Regions from separate parts of the Homo sapiens genome. Here all the other regions are linked to region 5. Evidence: chromatin contacts called from ENCODE Hi-C or POLR2A ChIA-PET data. All regions are on one chromosome and are shown on one strand. Each heading gives the region's core, a stretch centred on a gene start or an enhancer-like site at or near the end of the contact. The rest is flanking DNA. Distances are from core to core; before and after follow the strand shown.

Region 1 (3,376 bases), core at 185-2,684, 760 kb after region 5:
AAGTCCAGAGCCCCCTGATTCTGTGTCCTGAATGTATGTTTCCTCCTACACACCACTCCTCTGTTCCTGTTTTCCTTTTTTTTTTTTTTTTTTTTTTGAGACGGAGTCTCGCTCTGTCGCCAAGACTGGAGTGCAGCGGCGTGATCTCGGCTCACTGCAACCTCTACCTCCCAGGTTCAAGCGATTCTCCTGCCTCAGCCTCCAGAGTACCTGGGATTACAGGTGCCCGCCACCATGCCCGGCTAAATTTTTTTTTTTTTTTAGTGGAGATGGGATTTCACGATGTTAGCCAGGTTGGTCTCAAACTCCTGACCTCAGGTGATCCACCCTCCTCAGCCTCCCAAAGTGCTGGGATTACAGGCGTGAGCCATGGCGGCCAGTCCTCTGTTCCTGTTTTCTTCTGTCCCTCTGCCTCCGAGAATCTCTCAATTACCCATCAGCACTCCATCATCCAGGAATTTCTCTCAACCCCTTCCTGACATTGTTTATATGATTTTACTCCCTGCTGGGTAAGAAAGGACAGTCTGGGACATGTCCTTAAATTTATTTCTGAACTAGCTCCCTGGGGAACCTACCTCCTAATGAAGGAAGTTGGGTTGCTTGAGAACGGGTATGGTTTTATTGGCCAAGATGCCAGGCTATCAACCTCTGCAGGAACCTTGTGCCACCCCCTGCCCTGCTCTGGGCCTCAGTTTCCTTGTCAGTTACTTGGGAAAGGGTTGGATTCGCTGCTTCTGGGGGTGAAATGCACCCTCAGGCTGGATTTAGCATTAATAATGCAATCATGACCTGTATAGTAAGAAGGGCTATTTACTGAGCGCTTAACTATATGAATGGCACCATTCTAACCACTTCCCATGGTCCACTGTTTTACACTCAAGATTAGCATAGAAGCCTCACAACAACCCAAAGAGGCAACTGCTATTAGGATTCCCATTTGGTAGACGGTAATACTGAAGTCCAGAGAGGTTATGCCACTCATCTAATATTACACAGCGAGGAAATGGCAGAGCTGGGATCCCAGCCAAAGTCTGTATGACCGCGCGGCTTCCTCTTAATCCCAATGAGAGCCCTAGCTTGCAGAGGAAGGTGTATTTGGGGCTCATAGGACTAATTAGGACTAATTAAGAGCCTCCTTTGGGTGGGGACGCCAACTCGGAACGTGACATCACGAAGGAGTACAGTGACGTTGGCCAAGGCGGGCGTGGGAATCCACACGCCTTCCAGCATCCGTTTAACGGCACCGCCCCCTGACCCGCCTCACTTCCGTGTATATTTGCATATTCAGCGAACGGACGTCGCTACGCCAGCGTCGACGGGGTGACGTCAGGATGCGCCTCTGAAGTTTCCCTCGAGCGTACGTACATACGTACTGACGCACGCATGGCCACGAGAGGGCGGGGGAGGAGTGAAGAGGTTGAGGCGCCCCGCCCAGTCAGCAAGGTTGCGCGTGCCCTGTGAGACCGCCAAGATGGTGGTGGGCGCGTTCCCTATGGCGAAGCTGCTATACTTGGGCATCCGGCAGGTCAGCAAGCCGCTTGCCAACCGTATTAAGGAGGCCGCCCGCCGAAGCGAGTTCTTCAAGACCTATATCTGCCTCCCGCCGGCTCAACGTGAGTCTGACCCGAATTCCCTCCAACCTTTTTCCTTTCTCCAACCCCTGTCAGGTGGTTGCTTAGGGGATGGACTTCTGTCTACGACCAATCACAGCCCGAACCGGCAAAGTCCAGTGGCCAATAGTGGGGGGTTTCTGATAGAGGGGCGTACGGGTGGCCCAGTAGTGAGGGCGGGGCGGGGCGTAAGGGGCGGGTCAAGGAGCCACCACGCGAGTAGGAAATGCCAGCCGATAAAGGAAGAGAGCGCTTGGAGACTGATGCCCTGTTAAACCAATAGTGTGAGAGATGGGAGAAATTTGGACGGGGCTTTCCAGGATAGAGGAGCTAGGGGAGGGGCTGAGGAGAAACCGGACGGGGTCCTTTGCCCGGCTGTCCTTGGGCAACTTCATTTCAAAAGCGGCACCGTGTGCCTCAGTTTCCCCACTGATCTAGGAGGTGCTTGTATATCCTCCGTTTAGGACGTCGACGTGCCTCAGTTTTACTGTAGTCAATAAGTCTGGATTAGGGGCATGGTTCGGGGGTGAAGTCTGGGTTCTGGAGACATGGCCTGGGAATCCGGAAAAGGACTTTGAGCCAGAGAGGACATTCATCTGTGTACTCATTAATGCGCTCATACGCCGTCCTTTCATTCGGTTGACAGACTATGCGGCCTTTTTGCTCAGCACTGGGAGATATACTCCTGATCCATCACTGTCAACCCAGAGTGGTCGGGAAAGTGGGAGCCCCGGAGCTCAGAGGAACTGGCTGACCCAGGGACCTGAGGCCAGCAGGGCTGCCTAGAGGGGGCCGCCCGAGCTCAGATCTAAAGGGCATAGTAAGGTCCGGCGCGGTGGCTCACACCTGTAATACCAGCACTTTGGGAGGCCGAGGCGGGCGGATCACATGAGGCCAGGAGTTCGAGACCAGCCTGGCCAACATAGTGAAACCCGGTCTGTACTAAAAATACAAAAATTAGCTGGGTGTGGTGGCGCACACCTGTAATCCCAGCTACTTGGGAGGCTGAGGCAGGGGAATCGCTTGAACCTGGTAGGTGGAGGCTGCAGTGAGCCTAGATTGTGCCATTGCACTCCAGCCTGGGCGACACAGCAAGACTGTCTCAAAAAATAATAAATAGAAATAAAGGGCTTAGTAAACACCCAAAATATAAACTACTTTAAAAAGGTGATCTTGCCGGGCGCGGTGGCTCACGCCTGTAATCCCAGCACTTTGGGAGGCCGAGGTGGGCAGATCACGAGGTCAGAAGATGGAGACCATCCTGGCTAACACGGTGAAACCCCATCTCTACTAAAAATACAAAAAAATTAGCCGGGCGTGGTGGCTGGGCGCCTGTGGTCCCAGCTACTCAGGAGGCTGAGGCAGGAGAATGGCGTGAACCCGGAAGGCGGAGCTTGCAGTGAGCCGAGATCGTAACACTGTACTCCAGCCTGGGTGACGGAGCAAGACTCCGTCTCCAAAAAAAAAAAAGGTGATCTGTGTTGTGCTACGTGGGACATAAAATAAGGGAATTTAGCATCATTGGCTGGGTCAGAGAACCACTGAAACCGCCTTTGCAAAATTATGACTGACACAGCGAAAGAGATCTAAGTTAACTTACTCCATCTTGCTTCTAACCTCCAAGCTATCCTTGTTCATTCCTGGGCAAAGGCTGAACTAACTTTGGGAGAGATTTAGTTTGTAGTTTATAGTTTAAACAAACATGGTAACAGCCCTTTCCCAAAGCAGACCTCCTTCTTGTCTGGCGACTGGATTGCCTTTGTAGG
Region 2 (3,431 bases), core at 742-3,241, 770 kb before region 5:
GATTACAGGCGTGAGCCACTGCGCCCGGCCATGTTTTGACTTTTTGAAGAAACTGGGGTCTCACGATGTTGCCCAGGCTGGTCTTGAACCTCTGGGCTCAAGCAATCCTCCTGTGCTAGAATTATAGGCATGAGCCACTGTGCCGGCTGCAACATTTAATTTAATTAAAGTCTTTCTGTCACTCAGGCTGGAGTGCATGATCTTAGCTCACTGCAACCTCTGCCTCCCGGATTCAAGCGATTCTCCCCTCAGCTTCCCGAGTAACTGGTGATTACAGGTGCCGGCCACCACGCTTGGCTAATTTTTTTTTTTTTTTTTTTTTTTTTTTGAGACGGAGTCTTGCTCTGTCATCCAGGCTGGAGTGCAGTGGTGCCATCTTGGCTCACTGCAACCTCCACCCCCTAGGTTCAAGCGATTCTTCTGCCTCAGTCTCCCAAGTAGCTGGGATTACAGGCGCGCCACACCATGCCTGGCTAATTTTTTGTCTTTTTAGTAGAGACGGGGTTTCGTCACGTTGGCCAGGCTGATCTCAAACTCCTGACCTCAAGTGATCCGCCAGCCTCGGCCTCCCAAAGTGTTGGGATTATGGGTGTGTGCCACCACGCCCCGCTGCCAGCTGGAACATTTAAAAAACAGTAGGATCCGCTGGGCGCGGTGGCTGACGCCCGTAATCCCAGCACTTTGAGAGGCCGAGGCGGGCGGATCACGAGGTCAGGAGATCAAGACCATCCTGGCTAACGCGGTGAAACGCCGTCTCTACTAAAAATACAAAAAATCAGCTGGGCGTGGTGGCGGGCGCCTGTAGTCCCAGCTACTTGGGAGGCTGAGGCAGGAGAATGGCGTGAACCCGGGAGGCGGAGCTTGCAGTGAGCCGAGATCCGCGCCACTGCACTCCAGCCTGGGCGACAGAGCGAGACTCTGCCTCAAAAAAAAAAAAAAAAAAGTAGGATCAATATACCAGGAAGTCACATGGTGCCTCTGTCTCCAGATTTATCACTGTTGACACGGTTTTTCTCTCTTCCTGGAATCTAAGTGGTCTTTGCTTTGTCAGGGCCTGAAATAAGGTATTTCTTTTCTTTTTTTTTTGAGACAAGAGTCTCACTCTGTTGCCCAGGCTGGAGTGCAGTGGCATAATCTCGGCTCACTGCAGCCTCGCGACCTCCCGGGATCGGGCGATTCTCCCTCTTCAACATCCCGAGCAGCTGGGACTACAGGTGTGAGCCATCATGTCCTGCTAATTTTTGTATTTTTAGTAGAGAAGGGGTTTTACCATGTTCGTCAGGCTGGTCTCCAACCCGAGCTCAAGCGATCCGCCCGCCCCGGCATCCCAAAGTGCTAGGATTACAGGCGTGAGCAACATCGCCCCGCCTGAAATAAGGTATTTCTTCTGCCTGGAACCATCTCTTCTTTTTCATGTACCAGCCTAAAAGAACAATTACAAGACCCTCCTCTAACACTCCACCCACCCCCTTTATTCTTTAACTCTGTTTCTCTCCCTTGGGGCATTATCGGTTAAGTTCCATGAAGACAGAAACTGTTCCCATGCTCCATCACAGGGACTGGCACTGTAGAAAGAGCTAACAAGTATTTAAGGAAGATCCCTGGATTCGAGGTTACAGTGAGGTATGATCGTGTCACAGCACTGCAGTCTGGGCGACAGAGCAAGACTCTGTCTCTTAAAAAAAAAATCTTGCTGTGCTTTTTAGAACTAATCCTATGACCGTGAACCGATTACTTAAAACACCGAACTTCAGTCTGCAAATGGGAATAGCAGCAGCTTATGTTAGGACGGTTATGAGGGTCAAAAGATTTTGTTTGTACAGTCTACGACACCGGCCAGTGTTTCTAGCTCTGCTATTTGAGAGCCTTCCATGGGTCCTACACCCCAGGTCCTTAAACTCCCCTGAGGGACTACCAAGCCCCGCCCCTCTCGCATCCAATGATGACATCATCGACTGGGTTGTCGAGTGACGTCACCTCCGGGCTGGCTGGGCTTCATCGCTTCTCCGGAAACCTCCGACTCTCGGCACCTGGCCTCCAGCTTTCGGTTATTTTTTTTTTCCCTCTCCGTAGCCTGAATTCCTTCCCTCCCATTCTCCCACCTAAAACTATTGGCTCTTCCCGCCTTCCTTCAAACTAGCAATTTTCGGTTTTTCCCTCTTGCTCTCCGGCGAATTCCTGAAAGTCGTTTATTCTCCCCTTCAGCCCCGCCCGTTCAGCTCATTCTCTTAATCGCATTACCCTGGCTGCTTTTCTTTCGGCTGTTTCCACCTCCTGCCACCCACCCGGACACCGCTTTCGGCTCTTTCCGGACCGTCTCAGTTTCTCCTCCTTCCCCGGTCCCGATCGGCTTAGGCTATTTATGGCTCCCCTAGGTTTCTCATGCTCTCTCTAGCCCCACCCATATCACCACCTTCAGCTCTTTCTGGCTCTCCCCCGTCGCCTCCTCGCTCCTGCTCAGCTCCTTTCGGCTATTTCCGCCTCCCCTCGGCCTCGCCCTTTGCCTTCGGCTCTTTCCGCCGGCCTTCGGGCAAGCGGTCTCTACCCCTCTCCTGCACGTGACACGGCCTCCGCCTCCGCCTCTCAGTTCCCCCTCCCATCTCACCCTTCCTCCCGCCTCAGCCTCTAGGCTGGTTCGGGCCGAGCCGCCATTTTGTGTCAATTCCTGATTGCGGCGGGGGCCGGGCAGCCGGGGCACCCAGGGCGGGCAGAGAAGGGAGACAGTCGGCCCGTCTCCGCGGCCCGTTCCCTCTCTCCCTCAAATCCTTTTTTTCTTTTTAACCCCCCACCCCCCTCGCTCGCTCTCCTCTTCTCCCCTTACCCTTCGCTTGCTCCATCGCGCGCGGCCCGCGCTAATTACACCCAACCACCCACCAGTGTCCGTGTCTCCCGGGTGTCCCGCCCCCCGGGGGTGCGTGGGGGGGGGGCTCTCGCCCCTATGAGGGCCCCGCGCCAGTGAGCGAGTGACCGCAAGGGTGGGCTGCGGAGAAAGCAGGCGGCGAGCGGCCCTCCGAGGCCTAGGCCGTGCGGCCTACGCGGAGGTCAGCGCAGAGGTGATTCCGAAACCGAAAAAATATATACCCCATTCCCATCAGGAGCCCTCCGAGCTTAAGTGTGCCCCTCCCGCCACGCCCAAGCAGTCCTTTTTCGTGCATTAACATCCCCTCCCCCCCAAAGGAACTATGGAGGCCGCGCCCGGGACCCCCCCGCCGCCGCCATCAGAGTCGCCGCCGCCGCCATCGCCGCCGCCGCCATCAACGCCTTCGCCTCCTCCGTGTTCCCCCGACGCCCGCCCGGCCACCCCGCACCTCCTCCACCACCGCCTCCCGCTCCCTGACGACAGGTCAGGCCCCCGGTTGGGCCGGGGCTGCGTCCCCGGGGGGAGGAAGAGGAGGAGGAGGAAGGGGGGCGGCCGCCATGTTGGGCCGGGC
Region 3 (3,740 bases), core at 569-3,068, 610 kb before region 5:
AGCGAGACTCCGTCTCAAAAAAAAAAAAAAAAAAAAAGTCTGCTTTAAGAACAGCTAATGATAATTTGTAATTAGTAAGATGAGAGCTATACATATGCCTCAAATGTTTAGAAACCACTGGTTAAACGTAGGAAGATATATGCATACATAAAATACTGCTTATCATCATCATGCCTGTTTAACAGATGAGGAAACTGAGGCTTAGACAGGGTAAGTCACTTGCCCCAGATCACACAGCTACTGGGTAGCAGAGCTAGGCCTGGCATCCAAAGAGACTGACTCCATGTGGCTGCTCTTAATCACACTGATGTATTACAGTCTGAGCAGCCCTCAACCAAAATAGTTGGGACCAGAAGTGTTTCAGAATTTGGAATATTTGCATATAAGTAATGAGGTATCTTGAGGATGCGGTTGGGTGTGGTTGCTCACGCCTGTAATCCCAGCACTTTGGGAGGCCGAGGCAGGAGAATTGCTTGAACATGGGAGGCGGAGGTTGCAATGAGCTGAGACCGTGCCATTGCACTCCAGCCTGGGTGACAGAGTGAGACTCCCTCTCCAAAAAAAAAAAAAAAAAGATATCTTGGGGATGGGACCCAAACCTAAACACAAAATTTATTATGTTTCACATATACCTTATACACACAGCATAGAAGGTAATTTCATAAATTTTTTTTTTGAGACAGGGTCTTGCTCTATCACCCAGGTTGCAGTGCAATGGTGCAATCTCAGCTTACTGTGGCCTCTGCCTCCCAGGCTCAAGTGATTCTCTCACCTTAGCCTCCCAAGTAGCTGGGACTACAGGTGCACGCCACCACACGTGGCTAATTTTTGTATTTTTAGTAGAGATGGCGTTTCTCCATCTTGCCCATGCTGGTCTCAAACTCCTGGGCTCAAGTGATCTGCCCGCACTGGTCTCTCTAAGTGTTGAGATTACAGGCATGAGCCACTGTGCCCTGGCCTCGTGCATGAAACAAAGTTTTGACTGTGACCACATGGGGTCAGGTGGGGAATCATGTTGGTGCTGAAAAATGTTCAGATTTGGGGCATTTTGGATTTCAGATTAGGGATGCGTGACCTGCATTTACCCTGTCTTGTTATATGATGGTCATACATGGGTGTAGTATGCAGGCTCATTTTTACTTAAAAAATACTTTCAAGAGGAAAAATTTGACAATCATACAGCAATTACCATTTTTTAAAAAGGAAATCATTTTTTTCTTAAATGGTTTAAAGGGTTGCTCTGTAATCTAGCTTGTGTTATTTAAATGCTGAGTAAGTCCTTCCCTTCAAAGATCACTCTGATGATAAAGCATAAAGCTTCCTGCCACAAATACAGGAAGTATGAAATACTGCACTCCAGCCCGGGTGATGGAAAGAAACCCTGTCACAAAACAAAACAAAAAACATCGTATGAAATTACCTTCATGCTATGTGAATAAGGTATATATGAAACATAAATGAATTTTGTGAGGCTAAAATTAGGAAGGTACTGTTGGTCTGACATAGCTGCTGCCAAGAAGGCTGCTGAAAGGCTGGCTGTGTGGGGGCAATGGCGACTCCTCTCAGGCTCTGTCTGTCACGGAGAGGGTGACATGAAATAATGCTTATCAATGTTAGCTATCCTCATCATTATTGTTATTCAAACAGCTACTACCACATCCTTGCCATCTGATTATGTTCATCTCTGCCCATTTAAAAGTTTTCCAAACTAGACGAACTTATCATTAATACCTATACTTAATATAATGCCCCACTATCCCTCCCCCGCTAGGAGTTGTATCACATGGACGGGGGCGGCTTAGAATCAAGGACTGTTACATTGAGTTCTGCTCAGGCTGGGTCTTTTGCCTTCTTCTTCTTCTTCACCTCGTGTTAGTGATATTGAAACGACAATAATAAATACACAACCTACTTTTTCAAGTCAGACCCTGCCAGAACTATGCCTAAGACTATCCAAGGCTCAGAAGAATTTTGAATTTACCCAGATTCAGGGTCCTTCACTGGCTTCATGGGTTACGGAGAAGTAAGTGCTCTCCACAGATAGCCCAGCCCCAGGAAGTGAAACACCTCATTATTGATTAAGCCCAAACGGCTCCTGACAGCCGTAACAGAAGAAAAGGTTTTCTGTTGTGGCTTTTAAAACAAAAAACAGATCACAGAACAGAAACACTGATTGTAGTTTCAGTTATCAGGAGCTTTGGACTATGTACTAGAAAGGTCTTGTTTCAACCAAATTGCAGCTTACATGAAAAGATAAATTGTGTGAGTTTGTTTGTTTTTTAAAAACTGTTGGGAGGCTACGAATTTAAATAGCCAAAGGATGCCAGCCAAGAGTGAAAGAACGCAAACTGGGGTGAAATCACAAGGCCTTGCACCATCTTTGTTTGAAAAAGTGGGATTCAGTTGTCTGATACCCAGTCAGCTTACATTTCAAACAGTAAACCACCTGGGAGCCGGGCACTACACAAAGGCGTGAGCTCATCTCTTCAGACCACGGCTCTCAAGTGGCATTTGTCCACGTCTTCGTCCACCTGTCTCAGCCCTTCTGACTTTCAGTTGCCTCAATTCCCATTTCTGCTGACCCAATTGCTGTGTTCTGGTCATGTGGACACAAAGATCCCTGATGGAGGACTCTGGAGAGCCAGGTCCCATGGGGACACATGAATCAGGAAAGAAGGGGCCCCTGCCTTAAGGCTCTCAGGTGTTCTGATGCCTGAGTTGGTCACCTTGCCATCTGTCTTAGCTGCTTGGGTTGCCATAACAAAATACCACAGACTGGGTGGCTTCAACAATAGCTCTCTTTTTCTCATGGTTCTGAGGGCTGGGAAGTCCAAGATCGAGGGGCCAGCCTATTTGGTTTCTGGCAGGGCCCTCCTGCTGGCTTACATACAGACAGCTGCCTTCTCGTGTCCTCACATGGCAGAGGGAGGAGAGCAAGCTCCCTCCTGTCTCTTCTTCTAAGGAGTGACAGACAGAAACAGTATCCCTAACACAAGGGGACAGCTACTATAATCGAGGCATGTCTAGAGTGTGAAGGCTTCGGAAAGGATGGGAATGTGTTAGATGGGAGAGGAAACAACATATTAGGCAGCAGGAACAGTGTTTAACAACGACGCAGAGGCACGACACCGTGTGAAGGTGCTAAGGAGTCCAGTGTGAAGGAAGATGGGCTTGGAAAGACAGGGTTGGACGGGAAGTGACCCGTCTGCTTACTGTGCTGAATTCTTCCAGCTGGGCTCCAACCTGGGCTGCCCCCACACTGGAGTGTGCTACTCTACCCTTTCAAGTATGAAGGAGGGGTTTGGTTGAACCCATGCCGGCAATATGGGGGACTGGGTATACATCCAGAGAAAGGAATAGCAGAATGGAGAAAGATTTGCAGAAAGGCAGCTAGAACAAGAACACACAAGTCCTCAAGGGCGAGGACTGTTCTCTACAGAGCAGCCAGTTATTTTATTAAGCAAAGGCCAAGTCCTGTCCCTCCACTCCAAACCCCTCAATGGCTTCTTACCTCACTCAGAGTAAAAACCAAGCTCTTTCCCAGGAATGTCCTGGCCTCTGGACGTTTGCACTTGCTGTTCTCTCTGTCTGAAAGGTTCTTCCCCAGGAAATGGCATGGTTCTCTCCCCCATTTCCTTCAGGACCTTCTCAAAAGCCACTCTTCCCCAGCCCTCCTTATCTAAAATGTTAATGTTCACCCCGGACATTTCATACCCCACCTTTCCTGCTTCATTTTTTTC
Region 4 (3,370 bases), core at 385-2,884, 580 kb after region 5:
GGGCTGGGCCCACGGCAGGAGGGCGGATCTTCGGGCAGCCAATCAACACAGGCCGCTAGGAAGCAGCCAATGACGAGTTCGGACGGGATTCGAGGCGTGCGAGTGGACTAACAACAGCTGTAGGCTGTTGGGGCGGGGGCGGGGCGCAGGGAAGAGTGCGGGCCCACCTATGGGCGTAGGCGGGGCGAGTCCCAGGAGCCAATCAGAGGCCCATGCCGGGTGTTGACCTCGCCCTCTCCCCGCAGGTCCCTAGGCCTGGCCTATCGGAGGCGCTTTCCCTGCTCCTGTTCGCCGTTGTTCTGTCTCGTGCCGCCGCCCTGGGCTGCATTGGGTTGGTGGCCCACGCCGGCCAACTCACCGCAGTCTGGCGCCGCCCAGGAGCCGCCCGCGCTCCCTGAACCCTAGAACTGTCTTCGACTCCGGGGCCCCGTTGGAAGACTGAGTGCCCGGGGCACGGCACAGAAGCCGCGCCCACCGCCTGCCAGTTCACAACCGCTCCGAGCGTGGGTCTCCGCCCAGCTCCAGTCCTGTGATCCGGGCCCGCCCCCTAGCGGCCGGGGAGGGAGGGGCCGGGTCCGCGGCCGGCGAACGGGGCTCGAAGGGTCCTTGTAGCCGGGAATGCTGCTGCTGCTGCTGCTGCTGCTGCTGCTGCTGCTGCTGCTGCTGCTGCTGCTGCTGCTGGGGGGATCACAGACCATTTCTTTCTTTCGGCCAGGCTGAGGCCCTGACGTGGATGGGCAAACTGCAGGCCTGGGAAGGCAGCAAGCCGGGCCGTCCGTGTTCCATCCTCCACGCACCCCCACCTATCGTTGGTTCGCAAAGTGCAAAGCTTTCTTGTGCATGACGCCCTGCTCTGGGGAGCGTCTGGCGCGATCTCTGCCTGCTTACTCGGGAAATTTGCTTTTGCCAAACCCGCTTTTTCGGGGATCCCGCGCCCCCCTCCTCACTTGCGCTGCTCTCGGAGCCCCAGCCGGCTCCGCCCGCTTCGGCGGTTTGGATATTTATTGACCTCGTCCTCCGACTCGCTGACAGGCTACAGGACCCCCAACAACCCCAATCCACGTTTTGGATGCACTGAGACCCCGACATTCCTCGGTATTTATTGTCTGTCCCCACCTAGGACCCCCACCCCCGACCCTCGCGAATAAAAGGCCCTCCATCTGCCCAAAGCTCTGGACTCCACAGTGTCCGCGGTTTGCGTTGTGGGCCGGAGGCTCCGCAGCGGGCCAATCCGGAGGCGTGTGGAGGCGGCCGAAGGTCTGGGAGGAGCTAGCGGGATGCGAAGCGGCCGAATCAGGGTTGGGGGAGGAAAAGCCACGGGGCGGGGCTTTGGCGTCCGGCCAATAGGAGGGCGAGCGGGCCACCCGGAGGCACCGCCCCCGCCCAGCTGTGGCCCAGCTGTGCCACCGAGCGTCGAGAAGAGGGGGCTGGGCTGGCAGCGCGCGCGGCCATCCTCCTTCCACTGCGCCTGCGCACGCCACGCGCATCCGCTCCTGGGACGCAAGCTCGAGAAAAGTTGCTGCAAACTTTCTAGCCCGTTCCCCGCCCCTCCTCCCGGCCAGACCCGCCCCCCCTGCGGAGCCGGGAATTCCGAGGGGCGGAGCGCAGGCCGAGATGGGGAATGTGGGGGCCTGCAGAGGACCCTGGAGACGGAGGCGTGCAGAAGCTCAGTCTCGGGGCGGAGGCTTCGCGCCCTTAGTCCTCCTGGACGGCCCGTTACCTTCTGCGTTGTCCCGATGGGGAAACTGAGGCCCTGAGCCAGAAGCACACGCTGGGGGGAGGCAGAAAGCGCGGCCAGAGGCGGAGGGAAAACAAAGGGAGAATCACAGACAGACGGGAGGGGGACGGACACACACAAGGGGACAGAGACCCGAGTGGAGAGCTGGATCTCGCCTTCCCGGCGTGGGGCGCAGGGTCGGCCAGAAAGAAGATCGAGAAGAGCGGGGAGTGGGGGCGAAAAGGGGGGACAGGTGGGGGAGGAGGCTGGGGAAAGCCCGAGGGAGGAAGAGAGGGAGGGAGGAACTTCCCAAAGTTGCAAAACATGGCTACCTTGCCTGCGGAGCCGAGCGCGGGGCCGGCGGCTGGGGGGGAGGCGGTGGCGGCGGCGGCGGCGACCGAAGAGGAGGAGGAGGAAGCGCGCCAGCTCTTGCAGACTTTGCAGGCGGCCGAGGGTGAGGCGGCGGCGGCGGCCGGGGCCGGGGCGGGCGCAGCGGCTGCGGGAGCTGAGGGCCCGGGATCCCCGGGCGTCCCCGGGTCGCCCCCCGAGGCCGCTTCCGAACCGCCCACGGGCCTCCGCTTCTCGCCCGAGCAGGTGGCGTGCGTCTGCGAGGCGCTGCTCCAGGCGGGCCACGCCGGCCGCTTGAGCCGCTTCCTGGGCGCACTGCCCCCGGCCGAGCGCCTACGTGGCAGCGACCCGGTGTTGCGCGCGCGGGCCCTGGTGGCCTTCCAGCGGGGCGAGTACGCCGAGCTCTACCGGCTACTCGAGAGCCGCCCCTTCCCCGCCGCCCACCACGCCTTCCTGCAGGACCTCTACCTGCGCGCGCGCTACCATGAGGCCGAGCGGGCCCGCGGCCGCGCGCTTGGCGCAGTGGACAAGTATCGACTGCGCAAGAAGTTCCCGCTGCCCAAGACCATCTGGGACGGCGAGGAGACAGTCTACTGCTTCAAGGAGCGCTCCCGCGCAGCGCTCAAGGCCTGCTACCGCGGCAACCGCTACCCCACGCCGGACGAGAAGCGCCGCCTGGCCACACTCACCGGCCTGTCGCTCACGCAGGTCAGCAACTGGTTCAAGAACCGGCGACAGCGCGACCGGACCGGGGCCGGAGGCGGCGCGCCCTGCAAGAGGTGAGGGGCCTCGGGCGGCGCAAGTCCAGCTCTCCCGGGGACATCCCGTCCACCAGCCCTCTTCCCCCGTGCCCACTGCTGGGGCCGGCGCGCCGAGGTCCTCGGACATCTCCCGGGACCAGCTCACAATCTCAGGCGCCCGCGGGGCGCGGGGACTAAGTGTGGACGGGACAGGCACCCGCCCGGGCCCTCTCCCCGCACGCGTCTCCTCTTCCAGCGGCTCCATTCCGAGCTCCTTCCCAAATCCCATCGGTGTTGGGGAATCACACTGCGGGGGGCACTAGAGGGACTGAGGAAAAAGGACAGGGCCTGTGGCCACTCCACTCCGCGTAGGGGCTGCCTCCCAGCCCCCTTTCTTCACTGACCGTTACTCTTACCCACCCGCCCCCACACTCCCTCCGGGCCCGGACGGCGTGGTCCGTCTTCTGCCTTTGTTGTGAAACGTGAACCTTTCCCAGCTCCGGTTTCCCTGTAACCCAAACCCTTCTCCTCCCACCCTGAGCGCCGGCCTCTCCCTTCTCTGACG
Region 5 (3,324 bases), core at 808-3,307:
TTTTTCAGCAGAGACGTCGTTTCACCATGTTGGCCAGGTTGGTCTCGAACTCCTGTGCACGTTCTCGTCTTACCACCCTCCCCCATTTCTCCACTCCCCTTCAGAACCAATACTCCTAACACTTAACATTTGCTGTCTCCACTTCCTCCCCTCCCATTCACTCTTCAGCACCTCCTGGCTGCATCACCCCCATCACTCCCCAATAACTGCTCCTGTCAACATCACTACCAGCATCCATGGAGCCAAAGCCAATGGCCAGTGCTTGCCTTGGCAGCATCGGACTAAAGGCACCAGCTCCTTGTTCTAGAAGCGCTCCCTTCTCTCAGCCTTCCCGACACCTTTCCTGGCTTCCTTTCCACCTCACTAAGTGCTCCTCCTTAGCCTCACCCTCTTCCATTTGGGTTCTGTCCTAAGTCCCCCCTCTAGACCCTCTTACTAGATGATCTCATCCATTCCCAACCATAGTTTGATCACACCCAAATTCTTCTCCAGTCCAGACTGGCCCATTTACTTAATGTGTCTTCTTGTAGGGCTGGGCGTGGTGGCTCATGCCTGTAATCCCAGCACTTTGAGAGGCCGAGATGGGCGGATCACCTGCGGTCAGAGGTTCGACACCAGCCTGGCCAACATGGCGAAACCCCATCTCTACTAAAAGTACAAAAATTATCTGGGCATGGTGGTGTGCGTCTATAATCCCAGCTACTCGGGAGGCTGAGGCAGGAGAATCGCTTGAACCAGGGAGGCGGAGGTTGCAGTGAGCCGAGATTGCGCCATTGCACTCTAGCCTGGGCAAAAAGAGCAAAACTCCCGTCTCAAAAAAAAAAAAAAAAAAAAAATTCCAAACTGGTCTTTGTAATGACTCACGGAGACCCTGCATGATCTGGCCTCTGTCCTAATCTCATCTTGTTATTGGTCTCCCCCTAAGTAGCCAAAGCCCCAGCCATGCCAGTACCCTTTCATTCCCCATCCCAGGGCCTTTGCACAGGCTGCTTTACCTCCCTGGAACACTCCTCTCCAGTTCTCCCTCTGTGAGTTTCAGCTTAAACGCCTCCTGCTCAGTAAGGCCTTCCCCCACTACCCTATCTAAAGTAGCCTCCAACCCTTATTCTCTACTTCATCACACTGCTGGTTTGCTTTCAAAGCACTCATCACAATTTAAGTATTTTACTTATTTACATGGTTTTTTTTTGTTTTTTTTTTTTTCATGTCTGGTTCACCTGCAAAATTACAAGCTAAGGACAGGGCCACATCTGTCTCATTCACTGCTATATCCCCAAAGTCAAGCACAGTCCTTGGCACATAACAGGTACTCAATAAATATTTGTTGAATTAATGAATGAATGGGTGCCCCACACTTGACTCTCAATATTCTAAGTGATACTATTCTTAAGGATCCCCACCCTTACTCCCAAGGCCCCCACCATCACATTCCTTTTCCTCGGGTCAGCCCAAATCTCCTACTTCCTTGTTCCCCCCATCTAATGATCCATTCCCCACCCCCACGATTGCCTTCTCTATTGGGGCTGTGCCCCCTCTACCCCCCACTTGGCGGCACCCACCCCAGGACTCCCCATTTGGTAGCGCCATCAATCACTCCCCCACCACATGTCACTGCCTGGTAGCGCCCTCTACAGGCCTCACGTTTGGTAGCGCCCTCATTCCAGTCCCCCTCTCGCCCCACAATTGGTGGCGCCCTCCTCAGTCTCTCCACTGAGTAGCACCCGCTCCGCACGCCACTCCTAGGTATCACTCTCCGAAGCCCCCTATGTCGCTCCTTGGCAGCGCCATCCTGGGCCTCCCCACGCCCGGTCACTTGGTAGTGTCTGCCCCGCGCCCAGGCTGCAGCTCCGCGTTGCTATGGTTCCGCGCGGGCCCGGCACCCCTCAGCCTGGGCCACTGTCCACCCTCCCTGCCAGGCGGGCGCACCTTTGAAGTAGTCATTGGCCTGAGTCTTGAGCTCCTCTGCCCGCTTCAGAGCTCCATCAGCCGGGGGTTCGTCCCGGGGGGGCTCAGCACACTCAGTCCTCTCGCCCTCCGCCATCGCCATGCCGCAAAGCGACCCCTACCCTGGCAACGGCCGCCAGCGGCACCCGGCCGAACCGTCGCGAAGGAGCGCCGGGTGGCCGCCGCCGCTGCCGCACAAGTGTCGTAAAGCGCGGGCCCTGAAGGCGCCCTTCACGCGCCTGCGCAGGTCCCTTTCGCCACAGAGCGCGCGGAGGACAAGGTGACCAGAGGTTCCCCAGACGGTACCCCTGGTAGAGAGAGCCAATAGGGAATGAGAGAAGGGGCGCGCGGGGAAACAGACCTGGTGTGGCCTCTCCTCCCAAAGTTACCGTGTTCCAAGGCTGTAAAAAGTTTCTCGGTTCTGAAAGTGGGATTTCCCCGCTGTCCTCTAGGGTTGGGGGGTGGGTTGTGAATGTCGCTGGCGGGTGTGGCTGTTTTGCAAGGCAGCGCCATGCCCTACGCGGAGCCGGACCCGGGCGTCGAGCCCTATTGTCGACTACCTGTGTGACCTTGAACAAATCTTCCCTTCCTCTCTAGGGTCTCAGTTACCCATCTCTGAAAAATTAGTGGTTTCTCAAGCCAAAAAGGGTCCAACCTTGAGGGTCAGTGTTTGAGTTTTTAACTGAAGGCACTCTGGATTTCAAGTCCTGAGCAAGGCTTAGAAGTGTGTTGCACCATCTCCTTTCTTCCTGTGTTCAGCTTCCCAAATCCTGAATCTTCAAATAAACTCTCCTGTTTGTGTTTTTACAGATTCTCTTGTCTGAGATCACAGCATTGATTGCATGCACTCTGCCTCCCTCCAGTTTACCCTTCACATTTTTTTTTTTTTTTTTTTTTTTTTGAGAGGGAGTCTCCCTCTGTCGCCCAGGCTGGAGTGCAGTGGCGCCATCTAGGCTCACTGCAACCTCCGCCTCCCGGTTTAAGCGATTCTTCTGCCTCAGCCTCCCAAGTAGCTGGGATTACAGGCGCCCGCCACCATGCCCGGCTAATTTTTGTATTTTAGTAGAAACGGGTTTCACCACGTTGGCCAGGCTGGCCTCGAACTGCCGACCTCAAGCTATCCGCCCGCCTCGGCCTCCCAAAGTGCTGGGATTACAGGCGTGAGCCACCGTGCCCGGCCGAGGGATCTTTCTAAGACATGATAAAACCATGGCACACTCTCGCTCCCAGGCTTCCATGGCCCCAGCACCCTTAGGAGAAAACCCAAACTCCTGATTAGGAGACCCTGAATAGTCTTAACCTCAGGCTGAATAGTCTAATATCCAGATTCCACCCCTTTGCCAATCCCCACCCGCCGTACACGCTTCCAGTCTGTCCTTT
Region 6 (3,400 bases), core at 786-3,285, 900 kb after region 5:
ACATCACCTTCTCATTTAGGCCTTCCCTGACCATCCCATTTAAAATAGCAACCCCCAACCCCCTGTCTCTGCTTTTCCCAGCACTTACTACTTTCCAAAGTACTATATAATTTGCTTAATTTGCTCATTTGTTCATTTATTGTTGGTCATCCCCCTTCCAATTTCCAAAGAGTAAGCTTCCAGAACAGAGAGCTTTGTCTTGTTCAATACTGCATTCTCACAGTCTTTACCAGTGCCTGGCGTATAGTAGATGCTCAATAAATACCTGTTGATTGGGGCAGGTGCCGTGGCTCACACCTCTAATCCCAGCACTTTGGGTGGCCAAGGTGGGTGGATCACTTGAGGTCAGGAGTTCAGACCAGCCTGGCCAACATGGTGAAACCGTGTCTCTACTAAAAATACAAGAAATAGCTGGGCGTGGAGGCACAGGCTTGTAATCCTAGCTACCTGGGAGGCTGAGGCAGGAGAATTGCTTGAACTCAGGAGGCGGAGGTTGCAGTGAGCCCAGATGGTACCATTGCACTCCAGCCTGGGCCACAGAGCGAAACTCCTCTCAGACAACAATAACAACAACAACAAAAAATCGGTTGAATGAATGAATGATGAGTGTACATGCCAGGAATTGTGCTACAAGCTCTGGGTCTGCGAATTCACTGAATCGTCAGAACAGCCTGATTTGCTAAGCGCTGCGTATTAATGTCCCCATTTTACAAATACAGAAACAGAGTCAGAGAGGGGAAGTCCCTCGAACTGAGTGCAAAGGTCCTGAGGACTAAAGATGGATTATTCTGCCATCAGGGGCGTCCCTGCCGGCCTCGGTGTTGCCCGTGTGTAACTGCATTATTTCTGTGCTTATTTCTGGGCCCCGTCCTTGTTCGATCTGTCGCGTGGTCTTTCCTTATATCTCTGCGCCCCGACAGTTCCCTGTTGCTTCGGCCTCCACGCATGTCTCCGAATTTCTTGCTCCGGGGCCCTGATCTCTGTATCTCCTCTTTGCTGCGCCTCAGTCTCCGGGTTTCTGCGCCCTGAGGCCTCTGGGGGCCAAGGCCGAGGGTTTGGCGCGCAGGCCTGGGTGCTCCGTCCCGGCCCGGTGGCCTCCTGACCGCCCAGCCTCATCTGGCGGCCCTGGGGCGGGGCGGGGCCTGTTGCCTGGAGACCAGTGTTTTGCCGCAGCAAACTGGGTCTCTGGGCCACCGCGGGGGGGCGGCCTGGGAACCCGCGCCGGGCGTGGGAGCGCGCCCGGGAGGGGCGCGGGCCGGCCTTGGGCCTAGGGGCGGGGAGGGGCTCCGGGGTGGGGGGCGAAGCGGCTGGCTGGGGGAGGGGGGGAAATGGGGAACAGGATTTGGGGAGATGAGGTAGGGACATGGGGCAGTTCGAGGAGACAGGAGGGAACTGCGGGAGGCTGGGATTAGGAGGACAAGAGAGTGTATTGGGGTCAGTTGGAGGGAAGCGGGTGAGTCGGGGGCTAGGGAGGGCTGGGAGATATTGAGGAAAGCTTGGGGGAGCCCGGGGAGGGGATTGGGAGGGCCTGGGCAGGATAGTGGGGGTAGTTGAGGGGGTGGGAAGAGGGGCCCGGTATGGATGAGTGAAGGAAGGACCGGGGACACTGGAAGTTTAGGGGATTCGGGAATTACAAGCGATGAGTGTGAGGGCAGAGAGTTTCGGGGGGCGTTGGGAAGGTGTGAAAGGACGGGGTACGGGGTGTAGAGGAGAGAGGTTTGCCGGTTCGGAGAAAGAACCGAACTGCAGGGCCACAGGAGGGTAGAGTTGGGAGGAGATAGGATCCCCAGGGAGAAGGAGGCTAAACCGGGCCGGAAACAAGGGTGAATCAGAAGAGGGGGAGCCCCTGCCACTTCCAGGTTCCTGCGGGAGGGGCCCTCCTTGCCCATTGTCCCCGGCCCGGCCAGGACATCCGGCGACTTCCCTCGGGACGCGACGACGGGTTGTGTAACCCTGCCCGGCCCGCCTGCTCCCGGGGGCGGGGCCTGAGTCTGGACTCCCGGGTTCCTCTCCGCCCCCATCCCAAGGGAGACGCCTGGGTCGGGATCCTGGGGGAGCGGCTCGTGACGTCACAAGTGGGCGGAGTCCACCAACGGCGCGAACCCGTTTTCTTACTCACTGGCGATCTGGGATCTGGGACCCAAGGTGGGGAGGGGTGTTCTTAGCGATCCCCTTGGTTGAAGCAGCCCAATGACCGCGAGGGTAAACTGAGTCCCAGACGGTGCTGACCCTTTTCATTCGATTCATTCATTCAGTAAGATGTATGGAGCGCCGGCTGTGTCCCAGTTACTGCCTTAGGTGATGGGGACACAGCAGTGACTGATCCTTGCAGCCCCTGGGCGGACCCCATCCCAAACTGAGTGTGACTGACTACAGCCATACCTCCTTGGAGCCTGGCCTCCTTCACTAGACAAATCAATAAGATGGACCCTCACATCCAGGCAGCTGGGAGACCCCTCCCTAGTGCAGAGGGCACCACACATCCCTCAGCTCCTGAGTCCCTGGTCTGTGTGTGACTGCATCTCCCCTTCCTCCCCCGATGGCCTGTCACTTCCTCTTATCTTCATCCCCCCCGCGGGGCATGACTAGGGATGCTGGTCTTAAGGCAGTTGGCAAATCACTCAGACGTCATAACTAAGCCGGCTGTGCTATCACCGAGATGTGTCCCTGAGATGTCATTAAGCAGCCTGCTTCTTCTATACATACCTCTGGGGTGCTGTGGGTCTGAGGAGGGGCCACGCCCTGCTGCTGGTGGTTCCTCAGCCTGCCAAACAGAGTTATCTACTTCCATCCAAGCCCTCCATCAGAAGGTTCTGGAAGATGCCTTCCTGGCTACCCTTAGTCTTCTTCCAGGCAGCCTTCCTTGACTCCCCACCCCTGTCACCCTCCCTGGGATTTGTATCCTGGCCTGAACCTTGCCTCTTTGATCTCATCCACTTCCTTGCCTCAACTTTGAAAAGCCTTCAGAACCGGGCCCTCAAAAGGACACATCCTTGCACCTCTCCAAGCCTCAGTTTTCCCATCTCTAAAATGGGCATAGCAATGGGGTCTGGCCTACTCACTGAGTGCTGAATGATTCCAGCCACTTCATTTCTGTGATGGGCTTTGCATAGGCCAGGGACATCGTGAGAGCTCAGTGAATCCTACTGGCCAAGATACATAAAAAATAGTTAATATTGAGAAGTGGGGATCAGAGTGGGAGGGAAATTTACTTTTCCAAGGTATACCCTTTTGTAGTTACCAAAACTTTTTTTCTTTTTCTTTTTTTTTTTTTTGAGACAGGGTCTCTGTTGCCCACGCTGGAGTGTAGTGGTGCCATCTCGGTTCACTGCAACCTCCACCTCCTGGGCTCAACCGATCCTCCCACCCACCTCAGCCTCCTGAGTAGGTGGGACCACAG
Region 7 (3,475 bases), core at 824-3,323, 700 kb before region 5:
CTTAACTCCTGAAGTAAACAAATAATCTTTGCTGGCAGGACTATGCTGAATCTCCTTAGGCACTCTCTAATCAGATGTCCTAGGTCCTCCCAATTCTTAGACCTTTTATACCTGTTTTTCTCCTTCTCTTATTCCATTTAGTTTTTCAATTCATACAAAACTGTACCCAGGCCATCACCAATACTTCTACACAACAAATGTTTCTTCTAACAACCCCACAATATCACCCCTTACCACAAAATCTTCCTTCAGCTTAATCTCTCCCACTTTAGGTTCGCACGCCGCCCCTAATCCTGCTTGAAGCAGCCCCGAGAAACATCGCCCATTCTCTCTCCATACCACCCCCCAAGACTTCAACACTATTTTGTTTTATTTTTCTTATTAATAAAAGAAGGCAGAAATGTCAGGCCTCTGAGCCCAAGCCAAGCCATCGCATCACCTGTGACTTGCACGTATACATCCAGATGGCCTGAAGTAACTGAAGATCCACAAAAGAAGTAAAAATAGCCTTAACTGATGACATTCCACCATTGTGATTTGTTCCTGCCCCACCTAACTGATCAATGTACTTTGTAATCTCCCCCACCCTTAAGAAGGTTCTTTGTAATTCTCCCCACCCTTGAGAATGTACTGTGTGAGATCCACCCCTGCCCGCAAAACATTGCTCTTAACTTCACCGCCTATCCCAAAACCTCTAAGAACTAATGATAATCCACCACCCTTTGCTGACTCTCTTTTCGGACTCAGCCTGCCTGCAGCCAGGTGAAATAAACAGCCATCTTGCTCACACAAAGCCTGTTTGGTGGTCTCTTCACATGGACGCGCATGAAACGATTCTCCTGCCTCAGCCTCACAAGTAGCTGGGATTACAGGTGCCTGCCACCATGCCTAATTTTTGTATTTTTAGTAGAGATGGGGTTTCACCATGTTGGTCAGGCTGGTCTCGAACTCCTGATCTCGTGATCTGCCCGCCTCAGACTCCCAAAGTGGTGGGATTACAGATGTGAGCCACCGTGCCTGGCCCGGGCTTGGATTTTATGAAGAGGAAAAGTAGGGGAGCTAGCAAGGGGGTTACACTTGAGGAGGGAGTTCAAATGGACTGCACTGCATAGCCTGCAGGCTTGCAATGAATGTGAAGCTTTAAATGGGATTAAGTGCAAATTGAAAATATTCCAGACACATTTTTCACATTCCTGGCTAGTGAAAAGGTTTATGCTGATGAGAGAAGGCAAAGCTGAATCCCGGAATGGGTTAGGGCAAAGAAAACAAATCTGTCTTAAAGAGACAGACCTGGCCGGGCACGGTGGCTCACGCCTGTAATCCCAGCACTTTTGGAGGCCGAGGCGGTTGGATCACTTGAGGTCAGGAGTTCGAGACCAGCCTGGCCAACATGGTGAAACCCTGTCTCTACTAAAGATACAAAAATTAGCTGGGCGTGGTGGCGCATGCCTATAATCCCAGCTACTCAGGAGGCTGACGCAGGAGAATCGCTTGAACCCGGGAGGTGGAGGTTGCAGTGAGCCGAGATCGCACCACTGCACTCCAGCCTGGGCGACAGAGCAAGACTCGGTCTCGGGGCGGGGAAAAAAAAGGAAGGAGGGAAGGAAGGAAGGAGGGGAGGGAAGGGAGGGAGGGAGGGAAAAAGAAAGAGAGAAAGAAAGAAAGAAGGAAAGAAAGAAAGAGAAAGAAAGAAAAAGAAAGAAAGAAAGAAAGAGAAAGAAAGAAAGAGAAACAACCAAGAAACAACTACAATAGGTGCTCGGCATGTACTCCGTTAAAAAAGATAGAATTAAAACTACAATTCCCAGCAGACATCTCGCCTGCGACTTCTGAATATCGGCTTTCCCCGAGCGCAATGATCGCTGGGATTCGTAGTCCGGTACAAAATCAAGGAGGGACGGGCACTACCGGCCTAGATGACAGAGGAGGGAATCACTGCCATTCCGACCAATGGACAGTTCACGCCGGACCTGAGTGGCGAGCGCATAGCCAATGGGTAAGCCATTCATCCTGAGTGACATGGGTTGCAACCTACCGGAGGCCGGTGGGGCGGTACGGCGCGCGGCGGCCGTAGTGCGAATCATGGGAGGCGGCTGGTGGTGGGCTCGGGCCGCTCGCCTTGCCCGTCTTCGCTTCCGGAGGTCGCTACTGCCGCCTCAGCGGCCCCGGAGCGGGGGCGCCCGGGGGTCCTTCGCCCCCGGCCACGGTCCCCGCGCCGGGGCTTCGCCGCCCCCAGTGTCCGAGCTGGATCGTGCGGACGCCTGGCTCCTCCGAAAAGCGCACGAGACAGGTCGGTGGCTAGGGGTGGGGGCGGTGCGGATGGGACGGGGGTCCCGGGCTCGCGTGGGACCTTGATGGGGCGGGGGCTTCTGCAGGAAACGGGGCCCGGGCTCGGCTCCGAGAAGGGCTTCAGTGTGAGCGCACGGAAGCGCAGACTGCAAGAGCGCAGGTGCCCGCAGAGGGGATGGGCTTGCGGGGAGGACGAGGACCCCGGGTAACGGGGCGCCGTAGGGATTGGAGGGGGTGGTAGGGTTGCGCGAGGCAGCCTCGTAGAATCGCGCCTGCCGTGGGGAGAGGGGCTTCAGGGAGAGCTTAGGGTCTGTGGAGTTGGGTACAAGATGGGTCCATCCCGATTGCAGAGGCCACCACTGTGCAGAGAGCGGGAGTGTGGATCCCCGCAGAAGAGGGGGAAGTTCAGGATTGGAGAAGGGGACAACCAATCGGGAGAAAGCTCTCTGCTGATTGGAGGGGGAGGTGATCTAGGCTGCAGAGGGCGGGGCTTGTGACGGAGGCGAGGTCCAGAATGGAGCGGACTGGCCATGTTTGTTTTTTTTTTAATTTTATTTTTTTAATGACGGTGTCTTGCTCTGTCACCGAGGCTGGACCGCAGTGGCGCAATCGTAGCCCACTGCAGCCTTGAACTCCTGGGCTCAAGCTATCCTCTTGCCTCAGCCTCCTGCTTAGCTGGAGCTACAGGCATACACCACCGCACCCAACTATTTTAATTTATGTAGAGACGGGGTCTTGCTTTGTTGCCCAGGCTGGTCTGAACTCTTGGGCTCAGAGAATCCTCCTGCCTTGGCTTCCCAAAGTGCTGGGATTATAGGTGTGAGTCACCTCACTAGGCCAGGACCGGGCATCTAGATATAGGGTGTGGTGGGCTGTTTGTAAAGGACGTGAATGGGGACGGACGTGGGTGGGATTGGCCCAGGCCATACTCGGTAGGACATGGATGGGATTGGCCCAGGCCATACTCGGTAGGAGATGGCGGCATTTGAAGGAAAAGAAGGGCGAGGCTGAAGAGCGGCCTGGATTAGGAAACAGTTTGTCCCAGAGTTCTGAGAAAGAAGTGAGTGGGCAGGCCGTGGGGGTACACGTAGAGGGAGGGGTTTGGCCAAGATGACTCCTCAGATGGAGGTTCTGCAACTTTGCCCCTAGATTGTCCTCCACATTCTGCAGGGACTATCTTGAATCC

Evidence for each region. Hi-C counts contacts between places; a loop is a spot of excess contacts on that map. ChIA-PET counts read pairs that join two places held with the same protein, here RNA polymerase II (POLR2A). Pooled maps may share reads with other maps.
Region 1: a loop to region 5 is called in a map of Caco-2, with 16 times the contacts of the local background. The contact joins the promoter of OPA3 here to the promoter of PPP5C in region 5. A Hi-C loop is called at or near these places in 1 of 168 maps with a recorded cell type or tissue (Caco-2) and 6 of 50 pooled maps. POLR2A ChIA-PET finds 5 or more read pairs at or near these places in 1 of 52 experiments (T-cell).
Region 2: a loop to region 5 is called in a pooled map, with 8 times the contacts of the local background. The contact joins the promoter of ZC3H4 here to the promoter of PPP5C in region 5. A Hi-C loop is called at or near these places in 1 of 37 single-sample maps with no recorded cell type and 8 of 50 pooled maps.
Region 3: a loop to region 5 is called in a pooled map, with 4 times the contacts of the local background. The contact joins the enhancer-like site here to the promoter of PPP5C in region 5. A Hi-C loop is called at or near these places in 1 of 168 maps with a recorded cell type or tissue (PC-9) and 3 of 50 pooled maps. POLR2A ChIA-PET finds 5 or more read pairs at or near these places in 3 of 52 experiments (Panc1, WTC11 and common myeloid progenitor, CD34-positive).
Region 4: a loop to region 5 is called in a pooled map, with 12 times the contacts of the local background. The contact joins the promoter of SIX5 here to the promoter of PPP5C in region 5. A Hi-C loop is called at or near these places in 1 of 37 single-sample maps with no recorded cell type and 5 of 50 pooled maps. POLR2A ChIA-PET finds 5 or more read pairs at or near these places in 1 of 52 experiments (activated CD4-positive, alpha-beta T cell).
Region 6: a pooled map shows a loop between it and region 5 (3-fold over the local background). The contact joins the enhancer-like site here to the promoter of PPP5C in region 5. A Hi-C loop is called at or near these places in 1 of 50 pooled maps. POLR2A ChIA-PET finds 5 or more read pairs at or near these places in 3 of 52 experiments (A673, GM10248 and WTC11).
Region 7: a loop to region 5 is called in a pooled map, with 8 times the contacts of the local background. The contact joins the promoter of TMEM160 here to the promoter of PPP5C in region 5. A Hi-C loop is called at or near these places in 4 of 50 pooled maps.

What each region holds. Positions count from the first base shown.
Region 1 is chr19:45,582,860-45,586,235 of GRCh38, reverse strand. It overlaps OPA3 (outer mitochondrial membrane lipid metabolism regulator OPA3), which reads left to right and starts at 1,434. Exons shown (of 2, transcript NM_025136.4): 1 at 1,434-1,613. The coding sequence starts at 1,472. RefSeq lists enhancers at 1,375-1,554, 2,390-3,325, 3,326-3,376.
Region 2 is chr19:47,112,336-47,115,766 of GRCh38, reverse strand. ZC3H4 (zinc finger CCCH-type containing 4) reads left to right here and starts at 1,991. Exons shown (of 15, transcript NM_015168.2): 1 at 1,991-2,047; 2 at 3,178-3,343. The coding sequence starts at 3,183. RefSeq lists enhancers at 1,849-2,078, 2,319-2,478, 2,358-3,085, 3,086-3,431 and silencers at 2,889-2,978, 3,229-3,431.
Region 3 is chr19:46,953,254-46,956,993 of GRCh38, reverse strand. All of the region lies in intron 3 of ARHGAP35 (Rho GTPase activating protein 35), which reads right to left. Among named protein-coding and RNA genes, the nearest start is that of NPAS1, 65 kb to the left of the region's middle. Within about 2 kb of position 1,818, at least 9 of the 41 ENCODE cell types and tissues checked have a DNase peak (open chromatin) inside an H3K27ac peak, as active enhancers do; they include PC-9, where a contact is called at or near this core.
Region 4 is chr19:45,767,516-45,770,885 of GRCh38, reverse strand. It overlaps SIX5 (SIX homeobox 5), which reads left to right and starts at 1,634. Exons shown (of 3, transcript NM_175875.5): 1 at 1,634-2,844. The coding sequence starts at 2,042. DMPK (DM1 protein kinase) reads left to right here. Exons shown (of 15, transcript NM_004409.5): 15 at 246-1,169. The coding sequence ends at 398. DM1-AS (DM1 locus antisense RNA) reads right to left here and starts at 3,090. Exons shown (of 2, transcript NR_147193.1): 1 at 2,755-3,090. RefSeq lists silencers at 495-654, 1,179-1,363, 1,215-1,754, 2,115-2,334, 2,785-2,914 and 1 more and enhancers at 295-374, 815-924, 1,085-1,164, 2,656-3,215, 3,280-3,370.
Region 5 is chr19:46,345,820-46,349,143 of GRCh38, reverse strand. PPP5C (protein phosphatase 5 catalytic subunit) reads right to left here and starts at 2,057. Exons shown (of 13, transcript NM_006247.4): 1 at 1,927-2,057. The coding sequence starts at 2,047. RefSeq lists enhancers at 1,810-1,939, 2,040-2,219.
Region 6 is chr19:45,442,191-45,445,590 of GRCh38, reverse strand. It overlaps a transcript of ERCC1 not described here. Among named protein-coding and RNA genes, the nearest start is that of MIR6088, 7.2 kb to the right of the region's middle. RefSeq lists a silencer at 1,122-1,321. Within about 2 kb of position 2,035, at least 36 of the 41 ENCODE cell types and tissues checked have a DNase peak (open chromatin) inside an H3K27ac peak, as active enhancers do; they include A673, where a contact is called at or near this core.
Region 7 is chr19:47,047,222-47,050,696 of GRCh38, reverse strand. TMEM160 (transmembrane protein 160) reads left to right here and starts at 2,073. Exons shown (of 3, transcript NM_017854.2): 1 at 2,073-2,290. The coding sequence starts at 2,083. RefSeq lists enhancers at 613-1,130, 1,131-1,648, 1,772-2,066, 2,576-2,645 and a silencer at 2,106-2,295.